2 separate regions of the Homo sapiens genome follow, and region 2 is linked to region 1. The links are chromatin loops, found by intact Hi-C in ENCODE. Cell type or tissue: dorsolateral prefrontal cortex. All regions are shown on one strand. Each heading gives the region's core, and the rest is flanking DNA. Links, peaks and the distances in the headings are about the cores only.

What was found. A loop is a pair of places that touch in the nucleus more often than their neighbours do. Peaks named below come from ENCODE experiments on the same cell type or tissue, not always from the same donor. Only the 100,000 strongest peaks of a DNase experiment are listed, where the experiment ranks them.
Region 2: a loop joins it to region 1, with 2.1 times the contacts of the local background. A loop is called at or near these places in 6 of 110 quality-filtered maps.

What each region holds. Positions count from the first base shown.
Region 1 is chr9:69,584,275-69,595,514 of GRCh38, forward strand. The region is part of intron 1 of APBA1 (amyloid beta precursor protein binding family A member 1); the gene reads right to left. Among named protein-coding and RNA genes, the nearest start is that of APBA1, 82 kb to the right of the region's middle. In dorsolateral prefrontal cortex, for the core only: no CTCF peak of the experiment used is centred there; a DNase peak (open chromatin) is centred at 6,165; H3K27ac peaks cover 1,572 bases.
Region 2 is chr9:69,660,116-69,667,682 of GRCh38, forward strand. All of the region lies in intron 1 of APBA1 (amyloid beta precursor protein binding family A member 1), which reads right to left. Among named protein-coding and RNA genes, the nearest start is that of APBA1, 8.5 kb to the right of the region's middle. In dorsolateral prefrontal cortex, for the core only: no CTCF peak of the experiment used is centred there; no DNase peak of the experiment used is centred there.

The DNA.
Region 1 (11,240 bases), core at 3,363-8,362:
TGAGTTCCTAGAGGGTGGTAGTGGATGAAAAAGGTTAACATTTGTTCAATGTTTTAAGTGTTTTGGCTGTATTAACTCATTTTATCCTCACATTAAGCCTATGAAGCAGTCAACATATCTATCCTCTATTCACTCAATAAATGAAGACATAAGTGATGTTTACTAATGTACCATTATAGGCTGTGTAGTCTGATGGCTAAGGATGCTCCCAGATCCTTTACTTATTAGCAGTATGACCTTAGGCAAGTTACTTAACCTCTCTGTGCTCCAACTTCTCCACAGGCAAAATGGGAAGAAGAATCATGCCACGTACAACTATTACAAAGATGAGCTGATACACTTAGAACAGTGCCAAGTACAGAGTAAGCATTCAGTAAATTATAGCAAACTTTAACATAGGTCCATTTTAAAAGGGGAAATAATGCCCTTTCAATGAAGTGAAATCCATCCCACTGATTATAAATACAAACAAGCAAAGCTTATATTCTTGTAGGAAAATGAGAAGGGTCAAAGTTTGAATGACATAAAAATCCAAATTACTCTTAGAGTAACTAACAAAACAAAGGAATGATCATTTCATTATGTCCAGGATGAATTAGTCATAATTTGCCTACCATATCCAGAGAAAACTTCTGATTACTTAGCACAAACCCATGAATTATCTCATTTGGGTATAATGTGTCTGTGGACAGATTAGAGCCAGCCAAGCCCACAAGAATGGAATGTTGACTTGCTTATTCATTTATTCACATTTGTTCACTCAACAAACATGCTGAGCATCTATTATGTGACAGACACTGTTCTTGGCACTGGGAACCCAGTAGTGAACAAAACAAAGGCCCTGCCCTTGGGGAGCTGACAATCCTTTTAGGTGATATAAACAGCAAACAAATAAATACATAATATGTCAGGTAGTGAGAATGCTATATCTAATTAGGAAATTTGCATTTGAAAAATTATCTGCTCCTTAAAATACTAAAAGCAGAGGAGAAAGACTTAAAGACTAAAAAAGTTGCTGAACCACAATAATCTGTAAGGTGAGTCAACTTAGCTACTGACCCAAAACCTCTGCCAGGATCCTCTAAATGACAACAGAAGAGATGATAAGAAGAGACTGAGGCTCAAGGAAAGGGGTGTGTGCCCGCTTCCTTCATTCTTGCCAGGGCCAAAGGCTGGCCTAGCCCAATGTGCCCTGGAGAGAAGGGGGATGCCTCATGGGCCAGACAAAGCTGTGGCTTTGAGTCCCAGCTTCTGCATCTCTCCCTTGGCCCAGGGGTACCATCTGACTCCAGCTGTAGGCTCAGGCCACCCAGGTCCCCACAATTCAGTCCTGACCTGCTGCTGGTGGGATTTCTGGAGCTCTGGTCTAACATACAGGGCCCAGTGTCCAGATCCCCTTGACTGTTTCTGATCTGTACTCACGGTATGAAAAGTGGACTCTCTCCCTGTTCATAAGACTTATATCCTAAGCAGTGACTCATTTCTGGTGATGGAATTTCTATTTATTCCCTGTACCAAAGCCCATCTGCTCACCTGCTGAGCATTCCTGTACTCCTAGGACTTGGGACCATCTGCCTTTCTCCTGCTTATCTCATCCCCAAAACCCAAATCCAGCCTCTCATATGGCCCTGGGGTGGGCTCTGCGACCTGCTGGCAACCTGTCCTGGCATTTTTAAGTTGAGCCTTATTCTAGACTGCCCACCTATGAATATGTTTGCCTCGTCACTTCATGATGGAACCTGTTGCAATGACCAATTGTCTGGCCCATGGATTTTACTCTGCTGTCATAGAACTCCTGAACCCTTACTGCAGCTGCTCAACAGGATTTCTGCTGGGGCAAGCAGCTAGAGCCATCACTCAACACCCATCCATACATAATAACCACTATAAAAACAGATCAGTATGCTTCTAGGGCTTGGCCTTTACAGCAACTAACTCTACGTGCTGAATGTTGTGTCCAGATTGACTATTGGCATCTCCTTGCCCCTTACTGTATACAAGCAGCTCAGAATCAGATCTCCCTATATTATGCTGTGATTGTTTATACATCTCTTATTATCAGAGTTTCTATTTTTTTGATATGTATTTGATGCTGAACCTGAGGGCTAGCACATCACGGTCTCAACACATATATTTGTTGAGTGACCATAACTCAACAACGGCTGGCCTCCAGTTGACTGACCTCTGAGGTTTTCCTTGATTCAGCCCATACCTGAGCTGAAATCATGATAACCTGGCTTTTGGGCAGGGGATTTTTAAAGCCAACCTCTTTGTGGAACATTCTTCATTTTCTTTCTCTAGCCACAGTTTGGTGCTCTCATGAGGACACTGCTTCCCTTGTAAAGGTCTCAAATGGTGGTGGTTTCTTTACACAGCCCTTGTTTTCCTGGACTAGGAGGAACAGTTGGTGTCTTCCTTAATTCCCAATGCTGCTTCCAGATCATCCTCTCCTTGTTGCCTAAAAAATGAACTATATCTGCATTTTCTAAGAACTCTGTAGAGGTGGGAAATATAAGGGAAGACCTGGCTGCCCATTACAACTAACAACCCCAAATAAGTACTTTTTACTAGAATGAAGCCACTTAGCTCTCTCCTTAGTCAACAAAAAAATTCAGCCTAAAGTATGATGAAGCAAAGAACCAAGAGTTCCATATACTTTAAAAAATAGTTTGGCTGTATGTGCTTCTGGTAGAGACCATTGTCACTAAAGGTAATTCAAGAAGAAAATATGGTCCATTGATCAGAGTGTTTAGAATTGTATATTGTTGGTTGATAAATCTTATATGCTGTTGTAGTGAACATTTTTGTCCTTTTTTTGCCACTGGCATCCATTCATCCTACTTCCCACAAGAGCTTTTTAAAGCTTCATCCATTCCCAGTCTCAACTCACTATGGTTCAATTGCCTCCCCATCCTCCAAATTCAGTGATGGAGAACACAATAGTGGTCCAAGGTAATCAATGGGTCACATTCCTTTCATCACAGTAATTGGTTCTGTGATGGGCAGGTGCCCCAGAGTCTAGAAGACTTCCACTGGGGCTTCCAGGAAAGAGCCTCATTGTTTATTTGCCACTGTAAGCAAGAGGACAGCCTATCTGAGAATGTGGCCAAACTGAAAGAGAATCCAGAGTTGGAGAGAGAAAAACTGGAGATTGGTGTCATTGGTGTATCTGTAAGCCACACACTTGGACTTTCAGTTACATGAGCTGTGGAAGTCAAAGATGTGTTTGCCACACTGTTTCATCTTCCTGAGCACATGAGAAAATGACATTTCTCGGCATCCCTTGCAAGTAGGTTCGGTATATGAGACTGAAGTCTGTCTAAGAATTATGAGTAGAAGTGATGTAAACCACTTCCAAGCCCTCTCCAAAAAACATCCAATAAGATTCTCCAGTACTTCCCCACGACCCACCTTTGGTAGCAGCCATGGAGATGTTCCAGAAAAAATAAAAGAATGTACTGTGATATTGGCCCGGCGTGGTGGCTCAAGCCTGTAATCCCAGCACTTTGGGAGGCTGAGGTAGCCGGATCATTTGAGGTCAGAAGTTTGCGACCAGTTTGACAAACATAGTGAAACCCCGTCTCTACCAAAAATACAAAAAGTTAGCTGGGCATGGTGTTGGGTGCCTGTAATCTCAGCTACTCAGGAGGCTGAGGCAGGAGAATCGTTTGAACCCGGGAGGTGGAGGTTGCAGTGAATTGAGATTGTGCCATCGTACTGCAGCCTGGGTGACAGAACAAGACTCTGTCTCAAAAAAAAAAAAAAAAAAGAAAGAAAAAGAAAGAAACTGGGTGGTGGGTGAGGTAGGTGAAAGAAGCAGTGTCAGGGAAGACCTCTTTGTGGGAATGACATTTGAACAGATACCTGATATGCAAAGGCAAGCAAATAATGAAGCTACTGGGGAGAAAGAAAGAACGTTCCCATTAGATGAAATATCTAGTGCAAAGGCCCTCAGGTAAGAAAGGGGTTGGCATATTGGAGAAACAGAAAAGGGGGCAATGTCATTAAAAAGCTTATTGACAGTGGGAGAATTAAAGAGCTACAAATGAAACGCAACAGACAATGGTGCCTTGGACCAGAGTGGTAGCAGCAGAGATGGGAGAGAAATAGGCAAGTTCATGATTTTTTTTTTTAAGAAGCAGCAAAGACAAAACTTGTTTGTTGGTTGGAAATCAAGGAAAAGAAAAAGGGAGGAAATCAATGATGTCCCCCAAGTCTTTGGTTTTAGCAATAACATGGTGATGCCATTTAATCAGTTGTGAAGATGAGAAAAAAAAACAGTTTGGAGAGGAAAATAATCAGCACTTCCATTTTTTGGACATGTTAAGTTTGATCTGCTTGTTAAAGATCCATGTGGAGATGTCAACATAGACATCAGAGCTTACAAGTCAGAGCTTAGTTCCTCTGCACCACAATGATGATCACGATTATGGCAACTAATATTAACTGAGTACGTATCATATGGCAGGCATTATGCTAGGAGCTTTACATAGATTATCTCATTTAATCTCACCACATCCCTGTAACTAGTGCCTCCAATTTACAGATGAAATTGAAGCTCATACTTCCTTGCCAACATTAACAAGGCTACTAAGTAAATAAGCAGTACAGTTCTACCTTATATAGCATGAGACCTTGCTCTCTATAAGGGGCTTGAGGGGAAGAATAGTATCTTCTCATGCTTTTTTGTTTGTTTTCGAGACAGGGTCTGGCTCTGTTGCCTAGGTTGGAATGCAGTGGCACAATCTCAGCTCACTGCAACCTCTGCCTCCCAGAATCAAGCCATCCTTCCACCTCAGCCTCCTGAGTAGCTGGAACTACAGGCACACACCACCATGCCCAGCTAATTTTTGTAATTTTTTTTAAAGATGGGGTTTTACCATGTTGCCCAGGCTGGTCTCAAACTCCTGGGCTCAAGCGATCCACCTGCCTTGGCCTCCCAAAGTGCTGGGACTATAGGCATGAGCCACTGCTCCCGGTGTGTCTCATTCTTGATATCCTCAAAGCACTTAGCAAAATGCTTTGTACTTAGAAGATAATCAATCACTGTTGCTTGATTCCATTGCTCATGGGAAAAGACCAAATGACGTGATGCTAGGCCCAGACAGAGAAGGCATCCACTCTAATTCTTCTTTCTCTGCTCTTTCCATGTAACAAGGGGTTTCTGACCCATGGGCTCCCCTTCCTCTCTCACAACCACTTAAAGCACTATACAGAGGGATGTGTGCAGTGTATCATGACAAGATTTGGAGCATGAAATCACCAGAAACAAGGAAGGGTGGGGGTCTCAGTACCCAGCTTTCATTCAGTATCTCATTTAGCCCATGGTTTTCTACTGGGTCTTTCAGGTTATTGGGGTAGTCTTTAGTGTATTAAAGCCAAAACTCATTCTGTGCCCTGCCCCCTCCTCAATTCAGTTAGCTTTCAAAACAAGCTGAAATCGTGAACCGGAAGATCTGAGATCCTGATTGAATCAGATTCAAACAATTTAAACTGGGATTGGCTTTTCTATTTCTCTCTGGCCAAACATTTTAGGTCCATCTTCTACTTGATGAAATAGAAAAAGAAAAATCCAAAATACTCACTGTATATTCTACCTGCAATTTTAAGAGAAATGATGGTACTGAATTAAAGGTGAAGCCCCTCCTGCTTCTCTATGGAGGAGCATGAGGACTTGGTTTGGTAGTGGAAGCACAGCAGGTGGGGCTCATGCCGCTCCTCCTCTGAGCTGCTCTTTTCACCCTCCTTCCCAAAACTCACCCTTGCCAGTCCTTTAAGCCTCAGCTCCAATGACACCTGCTTCAGCACTCCTGGGATGGTCCACATGCTCTTCCTCTGAGTTTCTATCCCTGTGCTCATTCCTCTCTTCATTTTTTAAAAATAACAAGATGTACTATCAATGTTTCTCCCTCCCTCCTAGACTATGAGTTCCTCTTGGGGTGGGAACATGCTTTACCTATTTTAGAAACCCCAGGGCTTAGCCCAGTTCCTGGCAGATCCAGCGAGGTTCAAATAAATAGCTGTTGAATTGAATGGTGAACAGAGTGGCATTGTGTTAGGCGAGGAAACAGTATCCTGTGGACATGGGAGACTTTGGTTCTAGTCCTGGCTTTGGGCCGGCTCCTTATGTGCTGCAGGGTAAGCTCCTTACCCTCCCTGGGTCTATTTGTTCATCAGCCAAAATAATGAGGCTGGACCAGCTCAGCTCTGGAGGCCTCACAGCACTGGCACTGAGCAATCTGTGTGTGCAGATGGGAAAGCAGCTGAGAATAATGCATTCACATGGGCTGGCTCTCGAAGGCCTTCACCATTAATCACAATTCTCCAATCTGACAAAATCCCTCCCCAAACGATCTCAAAAGGATGCTGCACACAATGAAGGAGAAATAATCACCCTCAATTTCCAGAAAGAGAACCGTGCTCTAATGCCCACGAATTGTGTCAGTCTTTTTCTGGCCATGTGCATACACTGTGCTTCCCCTGGCTTCTCACTCCCAGCTTCGCCAGGGTGGGGGTGGGCAGGGGACATGGCTGGGTACCCAGCAACAGTGGGTTTCTGCAGACAGCTAAATGGCATAGAGAATATTCTGCATGTTTTAATCTTCAGTTCTGGTTCCAAACTCAACTTGAAAACCAAAGTCCTAAGAGAAAGCTAATGGCTTTCTGCTGAAAGTTTTCTGCCAAGTGCAAATCTGAATAGACCCGTGAAGAAAATCCTTTCCCACTGTTGCCATGACTCCAAGAGGTCCCCCGTACCATGGTCCCAAACTGTGGGAGGAGGTGAAAAACTGCATGTGATGCTTCCCTCCTGAAGCAGAGGCAAGGCAGCCGAGGGAGGAGAGAGGCACTGCCTATGAGGCCCCATTTTTCCAAATGCTTTCAAGGCAGAACTTCCGATGTGAGGTCCTGATGATGTCCAGTTAACTGCATTTCCCCCTCTCTCCAGGTGCCTCTTTTCCCCTTCTCTTTAGTTCTCTGTCTTTTCTGAATCTAGCCTTCCCCTGTGGATTCCTGAATCCACAATCAATACAGAGCTCTTCCAGTGGAATAGTAGTTTATACTTTCAAATACAGATGGTTGACAAATATTCCTAAATGTCTTAATGTATAAGATATCCAGTCTCTTCGATTAAGTACACATCTGAAAGCCAAGAACCATGTCTGCCACTTCTTCTGAATGCTCAACATAGAAGCTTGTCAACAATATGAAGGGAACCAAAATTCCCTTCAAAGACAGTTGTTAAGTTAAAGACATTGAAAATGCAGGGTAACACTCTGCCTCAGCCTGTAACCACCTGATGGCAGGGCACGAATCCTTCCTTCCTGGAGATGGCACTTCTCGGCCCAGAGGAGGCACCAAGCTGGCACCAGAGGAATCTGGGAACAGATTTTAGCATCTTCCCTCATTTTCCCGCCTTTTAAAACACCGCAACTGTTCTCTCTTTTGTCTTGTCACTATGTAGGATTTACAGATCCGTTAAAATACTTTTAAAGCAAGGCCCCTAAGCCACTGCCTTGAGAGAGAAATGCTTTTGAACCGAGGCCTTTCCCATGTGATAGGTACAGTGCATGTTAATAAACTTTTGCATGCTTTTCTTTTGTTAATCTGATTTTTGTTTTCAGAAAAGTGTCTCAGCTAAGAACTTTAAAAAAGGGGAAAAAAAGTCTGTTTTCTCCCCTAAATATATCTATCCAACATCAACAAACCAGGTCTTCAAGACATGCTCGTTTCCTAAGCTGACTTTGATAGGATGGGTGCTTTTACTCACAAAGATTGGTCCTCTCCTTACTTATCATTGCTGAAATCCATTTAACTGGGTTATTATGTTTTCTTGCTTGTATAATAAAAGTGATTTTTTCTACAGATACATTCATCATTTTCAATAATTAGAAAGTCATTTACCTAAATTACCCTCATTAGAATGCTGAACAGGAAATTGAAGTCCCTCCATATCTTATAGTCATAATATTTTACGATGTCTTCATTCTTATGGATCACAAAGCTCATGGTTTCTGTACCAAAGGAAGTGCTTTCTGGACCAGACAGAAGCAGTGGCTCTGCTTGTGATCCCAGTGCTTTGGGAGCCCAAGGCAGGAGGCTTGCTGAAGGCCAGGAGTTTGAAGCCAGCCTGGGTAACATAGTGAGGCGCTGTCGCTACAAAACATTTAAAAATCAGCAGGTTGTCGTGTTGAGCACCTGTATTCCTAGCAACTTGGGAGGCTGAGACGGGTGGATCCCTTGAGCCAGGAGTTCAAAGTTAAAGTGAGCTATGATCACGCCACTACATTCCAGTCTGGGCAACAGAGCAAGACCCTATCTCTTTAAAAATAAATAAAGAAATAAATAGTGGTTTCTGATGAGATCTGATGGTTTTATAAATGACAGTCTTTCCTATGCTCTCACGTGCTCACTCTTCTCTTGTCTGCTACCATGTAAGACATGCTTGCTTCCCCTTCCACCGTGATTGTAAGTTTCCTGAGGCTTCCCCAGCCATGCGGAACTCTGAGTCAACTAAACCTCTTTTCTTTATTAAAACAAACAAACAAAAAAAGAAGTAGTTTCTTATGTGAGCTTTTCTTCATATCATTAGGAATAAAATTGTCCTGAACCTGAAAACTGAACTATAAACAAGACTCAATACATTAATAGGAACTGAGGTTTTCTGTATACATAGGAATGTTATATCATTTTACCAAATTAAATGACGTAAAATGATAAAGGCTTCTGCAACAAAACAGTATTATAAAATGCCATATAAGAAACTTGCTAGTCATTCAAATACTGCAGAGTAATTATCACTGTTAGAAGTGGCTTTACAGTGTCTATACCTCATTCTATCATATCTTCCGAAGATAATGCATTTAAAATACAAAGTCAAAAGTTGCATTTCTGTTACATTTTTAAAATTTGCCCTTTGAAAGTCAAACAACAGACTGTATTTCTTTCTTCTTATCAGAATATTTGGAGGCTGATATAAATACACTTGTGCTTATCTGTGTCTAGTTATTTATAATCTCTAGGAAACATGACATTTTTCCTTCTAGAATTGGTTTTTAAAGCAGCAACCACACTATCATGCATATATGATACGGGGTTGCTTTGACAGGAAAAAGGCAATGTGTCATATTTCACTTGCTTAGACCTCCTCCAATCATAACTGAAAAGATATTCAAAGAATTATAACCGTAAGAATTACCAAACAACCGTCAACAAGGGGCTAAAAGAACATGAAGAAGACCCTGAGGGAGTGAGAGCTGAGGTTCATCTGTAAGCAGAAAACAGATGTAATATGTGGCTCAGGAAATTACAGGAGGCTAAAGTTGCCAGCACATGCCTGAAGCACAAGTATTATTTTTATGCACCAGTTTAGAAAACAATGAAGCAGAAAACAAAGCTTTGACCATTTGCTGAAAGGAAGTTTCAAATGAGGTCAATTCTTTCACATTCCCATTGATGCCAATGAAAATCAAAGTAGATAAGAGGTCCAGGATTAAAATAAAATTAAGCAAATACACAAAATCACTTTTCAAAAAGGAAACCTTTTATTAGCGTTTTTCATCCCTGAAAGATTTGTTATTTGTGAAATTTGTTCAGTGAAGCTCTCTTAAATGACTGCCCTTAAATGACTTTTGTGACCTTGATTACTCAACTTTTACTTAACTTTCTATAGATTCCAAGTTGGACTGAATGCATTTTTATTACATTTGCATAACAGCAGAGGCGTTGGATCTTCTGGCGTTAGATTCCGTAGGTCTTCTTTATTTATGCTGGGAACAAGTCTTGGCTCTTTCCTCCTCTTGACTTATCATATCGCTGAGTTGGGCCACAGGCTCTGGGTCTTCCTGCTGGTTCTGTCCAACTTTTCCCCTTGTAAACAGGCTCTGGGACCATCTATGTCATATCATGGCTGCAGCAACAGACAAGAGCCATGCTGCTCAAACTTCAATGTGCCTAAAATCACGGGGGTAGGGGGTGTCTTTAAAATGCAGATTATGATGCAGTAGGTTTGGATGGGGCCCAAGAGTCTGCCAAGTGTCGCTGATGCTGCTGTTCTGCACAGCTCACTTGAGTGACAAGGAACCAGGTTGTTTAATCAAGTTCTTGGGCCCCAGTCTCCTCTGGTGAGCCAACATGTCAAACCAGCTCTTGGACAAACAGGACTTCTTATCTATCCAGGTTACTATTTCCCATGAAACAGGTGATCAGAAGAAAGGTAAACTAAGGAATGTGAAGAGAATCAGGGAGTGAGGGAAAGGAAGGATGACATAAGATTTGGATGACATTATAGAGGAAGGGAGGTTGTGGTGAATATAATATTCTTGGGTACAACATGATTATATGATTATGATTGGGGATTATAATAATATATAGAAATAACCTGATTGAGGATTCTTGGTGAGAATATGAACAAAACCCTAACAAAAAAGGCACACGTGATTGACTGCCCAAAGAGTTCTGAACTACTTTCCATCCAACATTTGTAGTTCTTTTCTGATGAGTAGACATTACCCAAGCCAATCATACAACACTTTCTGGTGAAGAAGTGGTGGTTAAGAATAATGTTTTGGAGTCTGACAAGAGGTCAGAATCCTCTTGTTACTGTTACTAGTGTTAGGCAAGTTACCAAAGCTCTCTGGACATAAATTTTCTCATCTGTCAAATGAGATATTAACAACTACAATGTAGTGGTATGAATTAAATGAGAAATGTGGTATGAAGTACTTAATACAAAGATTGGCACAAAGTAAACCATCAATTCATATAAACTATTATAAATATTATTAAAAACAAAATACAGGTTCTACATACATGTATTGTTACAGTTCACTTTCAAGGTGATGATACTGGCAACAAGGAGATGAAAAAGTGAGGCTCAAATAAACTTTATATGAAAGCTGCCCGAGTGCCTGGGTAATATCTGTAATATTGCTGTCTGAAGCCTAATGCTAAACACCAAGCAGTCAATAAGTCAAAGAAATACCTGATATTTAATATTTTCAATCTCCTTTGACTTATCTTCTAGTTTAGTTTCCATGGGAATCTGTGCTTAGGGGCAACATCAAAAGCATACTGAAGAAAATCCACCTAGTTCCCAATGTGTGCCTTCCTGCTTATTAATGGAATTGTAGTTAATAGAATGGCACACACCTCTGAGATTGTCTGGTGCCCCCTGCTCTCCATGGCTTCGGACTATGTCACACTTCAAGAAATATTCTAGCGGATCTCTAACTCATAGCCCA
Region 2 (7,567 bases), core at 2,568-7,567, 75 kb after region 1:
TTCTGTCCATTTTGAGAAGAAATGTCAATTTACATATGTTATAATAATTCCACTTCCAAGTCTATACTTATTAAGAAGAAAAACAGGAGGTATGTTCAAGGCTTTGCTCTTAGAGAGATGTGCATGATTCCTCAATACATGGTAGGGAAATACAAAGATAAAGTACATTCTATGAGGTCCTCTTTATTTATAGTCAAATGCATGGAGTTCTGGCCCCCATGTTAAATTTTGGGGAAAGCATATCACCAAGGGCTGCTGGCAGCTGAGGCATGAAACACTTCAGCCGGTTCAGAGTTCCCTATAGTGGCAGGATACCCAAGGGAGCAAAGCTAAACATCTGGCCACTTTAGTTATCATCTAACAAGCGCTTTTCATGCTGAAATGTTGGTTTTGTTTGTCTGTTTGCTTTTCCTCTCTGTCCTCCCTGACATTCTTTTCCTTTTATGGTTAATAACAGAGGGGGGAAATACTTTAAGGCAAGAATCTCAAAGCCTTATATTTAATCACAAAATCTTAACTCAATCATTCCCAAAGCTTTACTAGAGAATAGGTGGAATTTCCTTTAAAGATGAAAAAACAGGAAACATACAAAAGCAACAGATTTTTAATCCTGATTTACTCAATAAATATTTCTTGGGCATATAGAATATACATGTGGGGGGCATACTATACATATGCTATTATCTTTCTCAGTGTTAAGGGAGATGAAAAAATGAGTGTGTGGGTGGGTGCATATTTTGAAAGGACAAGAGAGATGGAAAAGATGAGCATGAGCTGCTGGAATCCAGAGTGGTACAAAGCACTGTGAGAGTTTAGATCAGGGGTCAGTAAACTGAGGTCCGTGGGACAAATCCATCCCACTGCCTGTTTGTGTACTGCCTTGGAGCTGAGAATGTTTTTTATGTTTTTAGATGGTTGCAAAAAGTTAAATGAGAAATCAACATTTTGTGAAGCAAAAATGATATGAAATTTGAATTTTAGCATCCATAAACAAACTTTGGTTGAAATACAGTCACACTAATAGGTTTACATATTGTGTACAGTTGCTTTTGCACTACAAGGGCAGAGTGGAGGAGTTGTGGCAGAGACCATATGGCCCACAAAACCTATTTACTACTAGCCCTAAACAGAGAAAGTTTGTCAACTTCTGGTTTAGAGGAAAGAGACACTAGCTATTAGAACTAGGTAGGGAGTCACTTTCGTTCAATGTCATGATGAAGGAAGTGAGACATCTACCTTACTTTTCTGTACCCTTTCATATTTTATTTGACCCCAGCGGCCCTGTGCAGGAAGAGATGGGAAGGGCAGGTTTCATCATTTCCCCTTTTGTAGCTGGAGAAGCTGAGGCTCAGACCAACCTGGAGACTTGTTCACTGTTGATGGCTAATTATGGCAGCACTGTATTCCAGCTCATTCTGAGTCCTTGCCACCCCACAGGGCCAAGAATGGAGAGATGTCGGTGCAACAGTACTATGGTCTGAATGTGGTTCATCCCCACAAAATTCATGTTGACATTTAATCCCCAATGTGGCAGTATTGGGAGGTGCATGGGTCATGGGGGGTGAATCTCTTATGAACAGATGAATGTCCTCCTGCAGTGATGAATGAGTTCTCACTCTTGCAAGGATGGAATAGTTTCCTAGACAGTGGATTGTTAAAAAGAATCTGGCTTCCTTGGTTTTTCTCTCCTTTCCTCTTTCACCATGTTATCTCTTCGCACACACTCGCTGTCTTTCCACTTTCCACTATGAGTGGAAGCAGCATGAGACCCTTACCAGATGCAGCTGCCTGGTCTTAAACTCTCCAGCCACCAGAATTGTGAGCCAAATAAACTTCTTTTCTTTGTAAGTTACCCAGCCTCAGGTACTCTGTTATAGCAACACTGAATGGACTAAGACAAACAGTAACACACACACACACACACACACACACACACACACAGACATCCCAAGTAGGATGAAGGCATCATAAACAAGAGAGTCAAGATGGGGCAGTGGGGATGGGAAGCTACTGCTGGGCCCAGAGGACAGAATAGACTCCAGGACCAGCAACTGTCTGGGCCCATTCCTGTGCCTAGACCTGAGGCAAATCCCCTTTGTCCTGTTTTGTAGCCACTGAGGAACCTCTGAGAACCTCAAAGTCCAATCTGCAATATAAGTTCTCTCCTGATGTGGTTATGAAGAGTAAATTAGGTCATTATGAGAAGTAAATGAGTTAGCTGTGTACAGTACTTAGCGCAATGCCTGACACTTTGTAACTTGTTTTTAGTCACTGGATGGGGAATCTGCTGAGCTTTTAAAAAAGGAATTTATGTGTACTTTGATAGCTAGCCTGCCATAAAGAACACAATCATACCTGAACATAAGATTAGGTTAAGCTTTCATATGACCTAATACTATGGAAACATTTCATCTGTAGAACAAATTCTAGCTCCTTTAGGAGAGAACTCTTCCAGGTACTAGCTCAGGGAAAAATGATTCTTATATTTTCAAGTTATTTGGAAGGGAAGTGGGCGTAGAAACTATTTTCACATCTGGGAAGAAATAATATTAGGTTAAAATTTAGAATTAAGTAATTTAACTAAACATCCAGAACTCTAGAGGCTAAGAGACAGCAGCTAGGAAGAGGGGCAGGAAGAGTGAAGGACAGGAAAGAATCGTGAGGAACCAGCTCAGCAAGGAGGTTGTGGCCCAGTGACTTGACACGGTCCCCACAACCCAAGAAAGCCACAGATCTAAGAACAAATCTATTCTTCTTACTCCACTTTCCCTTTTCCACACTAATGTAATTTCTTCTTTTGGAAACAAAATGTCTACTCAAAAATAAAGTTTCTCTCTGTGATTACTGCATCATTTGTCCATACCACCAAATATCCAAATATGCTAACAATTCAAAAAACGAAAAAACAACTTTTGACATGAAATTATTTCATACTATAAGAAAATAAACACTCTTCTGATAAATGTAATACAATACAGCAGTGTTTTCTAAACTGCATATTAGGGTTCACCAATGCAGAGATTACTTCAGTGGGTTGGCAAACATACAGAACAGAAGAGAATAGGATAGGAAGCATCAGGGTGGATTACACATAATAAAGGACAAGTATTGTTGAGTGAAACTTGTTTCAGTGATGTATGTGTGTGTGTATATGTGTTTACACACATTCATCTATGTTGCTAGCCTATCATCTAAATTGTGTTCTCACCAGGAATCATGGCCAAAAGTGTGTAAAAGCCACTGCAACAGAATGCAACCCACTTTAGTAAAGTCCAGTATAAAAGTCCAAATTCACTGAATAGCCAATGTAGGGGGTAATTATTCTTGTTAAGTGGAATTTCCTTAAATGACTCTAAGCTCGTCCTCTGCTTTTAAAATATGCTACAATTTACAAGAAAAAGGAATTTATACATACTTTGGCAATTATCCTTCTTTAAAATAAAGTGTGCCTGTTAATAAATGCAGAATTGATCTCGAGATACAAAATTTATCAATAGTCAGAAACATAACGATTACATTATTTGGAATGGTGGCCAATTAATTCCATTAGGAAATAAATCATTGCTGTATTTGCTGTATTTTTCATACAAATTGTATGCTAATTAATCCACATGGAACAGAAGAGGAGGCTGAAAAGGAAACTTAGTGTGTAGGGATTGGTTTTGCCACCATACCTTGACAACCTCCTGTGATCACTTTACATATACAAAAAGATGAGATTCTGTCCTCCAAAATGTGTATTTCAGAAAAGAGAAAGTTGCCTTATGTATAAATGCTTACAAAGTCTCCCATATTGTGGGGTATTCTCTTAATTACCTTCTTCTGAATGCCAAAAACCCTGTTACCTCCAAGATAACAGAAATTGAAAGCCATGTAATTCACTAATGCTGGATGTGACGGCAACTGATTTTAAAGAGAGAAACCATGAAAAAACATATTACCTGGTAAGACTGCAGATTTCATGAAAAGGAGTTGTGTGTTTCAGAGGTTACTTAAGAACTATTTGGAGAAGATAGCCGGAAATAAACTCAATCAACACAAGATAGGGATACTTCTGAAGGCTATGCAATTGAAAGAAGATAAATGACTGAATGAATACAGAGTAAAGGAGGCCATGATTTTAACACCAATTGAAGTAAATATTCCTGGGAAGGAGCTTTACAATTGCTTGTCTTGGATGTCTTTACACAAGACATACAGAAGTGCTGGGTTGCAGAGATCATAAATATACTCCTTTAGGAAGAAAGGATAAAACAAACGTTCTTACATTAAGTGAATGAGCACACAGGGTTTGGAATAAAGTTTGTGGTGGTAGCATCATACAGAAACTCAAGAAGTACTATATCTCAAAAAAGTTAGATAGAAATGAACATGACAAAAGTGGCCTAATCATGACAAAGACTCTAAAGTCAAAAAAGTATGTGAAGTATTTGAATAAATGATTTCATAAAATGTGAGAATGGAAGGATGTCATATTTCTAAATTAATAATTTTATATAATGTGACTTCAATTATATGAAAGTAAACTAATAAATTAAACATAAGTAGATACTTCACTCTTTGCCTATATTCCTAGAATATGCATATTCAAGTTGACATAAAGTCTTTTTATAAACGCTCTTGTTGGAAAACTGAGGGCCACCCTATAACAGAGCGTATCTTACACATGAGCATATATAGTACTCTGCACCTCAGATAACTGAGGGTGGCCAATAGTTGGCTTGTGAGTGAACAGAACTGCAGGCAGTTGTCACAATACATTAAAATCCCTAAATTAAAATAACTGCCATCAAACCAATTATTATCTGTTAAAAATTCTTTATGATACCTCTGTGCTGTGTTAAACAGGGGTCCCATGTCCACTTCTGAGTTCAGCTATAGCTGTATCGACAGTCTCCAAATACACTGACAGTTTCCCACTTCCACCTGGCTCTGCCTCTCTGCTTCTCTGCTCAAGAGCTTTCTTTGGTGTCTCTGGAGCTTGCTCAGGCTAATCTTAGCAGCCCTAAAGTACTGAAGATTTAATATCCCTAGGGAAATGGTGGATAAAGACCCCACTTTCTCCACTGCTTGGTGGACAATCCTAATGTGCAGTCTATATAATGCCAGCAGAGCCAAGCCTCAGCTGCCCACCGTGGTAACCTGCTCATTAACTCACCTCTTAATGGGCTTTCTTCCCTCTCCTGTGTCATTTTCTCCATTCTCTCACTTGTGCTTCTTGAGGTTGTCTCTCAGATAAACTATTCTGAACTCAAGTCCTCATCTCAGGGTCTGCATGCATAAACTGCTTTAGCATCCTATGGCAATTCTGTGTCCTGTTTGAAAAACAGCTACCTATCTGCAGAAATCAAGGTAAACGAGCTTTACCCTCATTCTTTACACCTGAGTTACTTAAATCTTTGGAAATTTCTCATCAATTCCTCTCCGTAAGTATTTGATAAACCCTTACTAATGCAGAGAGTCAGTCTGTGTTATAGAGTATACCCAGATGAACAAAACAAAGTTCTAGCCTCAAGGATCTTATACTTGAGAATGGAACATGAAACAAGGAAGAAGAAAAGAGAGCAATATTTAAAGAAGATTCAGGACACAGAAGAGATGTAAGTTCCAAGGAGCAGAACTACTTCCAGCTGACTAGTATTTCATCACTACCCAGACAGAATCACGCTTTGTTTTCTGATGTGATCTCGGCTCACTGCAACCTCTGCCTCCCAGGTTCAAGCAATTCTCCTGCCTCAGCCTCCCAAATAGCTGGGACTACAAGCATGCGCCACCATGCCCGGCTAATTCTTGTATTTTTAGTAGAGACAGCATTTCGCCATGTTGGCCAGGCTGCTCTCGAACTCCTGACCTCAAGTGATCTGCCTGCCTCAGCCTCCCAAAGTGCTGGGATTACAGGCATGATTGTTTTCTAACTTAAATACATTTGATTGAGGATATTCATCTTTATATAAACCCAGTACTGATTCATAGGTCAGCCCAAATACAGTAGATGGTAATACAGCCTTATGGGCAAACAATTGAAAATGAAAGGCAAAGCATTTTATTGTGAATTCCCTAAGTGACTGCTCCAGGTAAACCAAGGAAACCAATAAGGTTTCCCTGCTGTCCCTTGAGGATGCCAAACATGTTCTTATCCAGCCTTTTCATTTTTGATATCCTCTCTGCCTAGAAGACCCTTCCCCCAAATATCTGCAGGGCTCACTACTTCACATCTTTCAGCTCTTTCTGCTTAAGGTCTTCCCTGACCATACTATATAAACTAATGTCACCCCCCACCCACCCACTATCATCAGTCCATTGCTCTCTCTCTTTTATTCTTCGTCATAGCACTTACCACCTGGCATATTATGTAATTACTTATTTATTTATTTTTAATCTCCTTCCACTAAAAGTTCTGTGATATTAAGGACATGCCTCCCCCCACCCCATATTCCTTGCACCTAGAATAGTTTCTGGCCCAGAGAAAGTGTTCAATGAGTGTATGTTGAAGGAATGAATAAATTTCATCATTAAAACCTCAAAATCACCACTCATTACAGTTGAAGTTCCATAAACTCACCTGGAATCATGACATAATCCCATAACTCAAGGATCTAAAGGGTTCACAATCATTTTGTGAAAAATGTGGGGTTTTTAAAAATAAAGCTTCAATGTATATATCAGGTATGAATAAATAGTTTTAATGCTATCATAAACTTGCACAGGCCATAAAAGGCAACTCATTCGATGTCCATTGTGTAAGAATGAAATCCTGAAATTTAAAATTTTAGATACTGTTGCTAGCTTACTTAAAAAAAGTTTATTCATGTATTCATGTGACAAATGTATATTGAATGCATATGATGGGTATGGTATTGGGCGAGGTGCTATATTTGATTTTTCTTTTGAAAACTGACTTTACATGTACGTCACTGTAAAACCATATTCTACCATTACAGATAGAAAAAGCTCATCCTTTAAAAAAACACTTACATTTTTCCCCATTGTTTTACTATAAACTTCTTAAAATTTAGCTCAGATCTCTGAGAGAGAATATTTACAGGAAATACAAGTGGAGTCTTTTATTTGGATAATTTTAAAGGTAAACATTCTCCTCTTTTTACTGCATTTAAGGGAATGAAGAACCACTGTATTTAGTGAGATTAAATGCTCACTATACAAAAATTACTTAAGTAGTTGTCAAACTCCAATTATATAGCGTTAATTGGTTTCACTACAAATTCCTGCTTTTCAAACACATGAGGTCCTCATGGTTGGGTAATGATCTTTTATTCACTCCTAATTGACTCACTGCTCTGTTTCCACAATGCCCACAAGTCTTTGTCATTCTACTCCTGGCTTCAACCTGCCCACCTCTCTTTGACCTCACTTAAAAGACTGTGGCCAAATTCCTTTCTTTCCACCTCAAAATTCCTATGCTTCTGTCTCAAAAGAATCCTTCCTTTGCTTTCATCTAGTATCCTCCCATCTTCTTGAAGACTTAATTCCCTCAATTGAGCCTCTCCCTTACATTTTCAATCTCTTTTTCCCTCAATGGATTGTTCTCCTCAGCTTATAAAGCAGG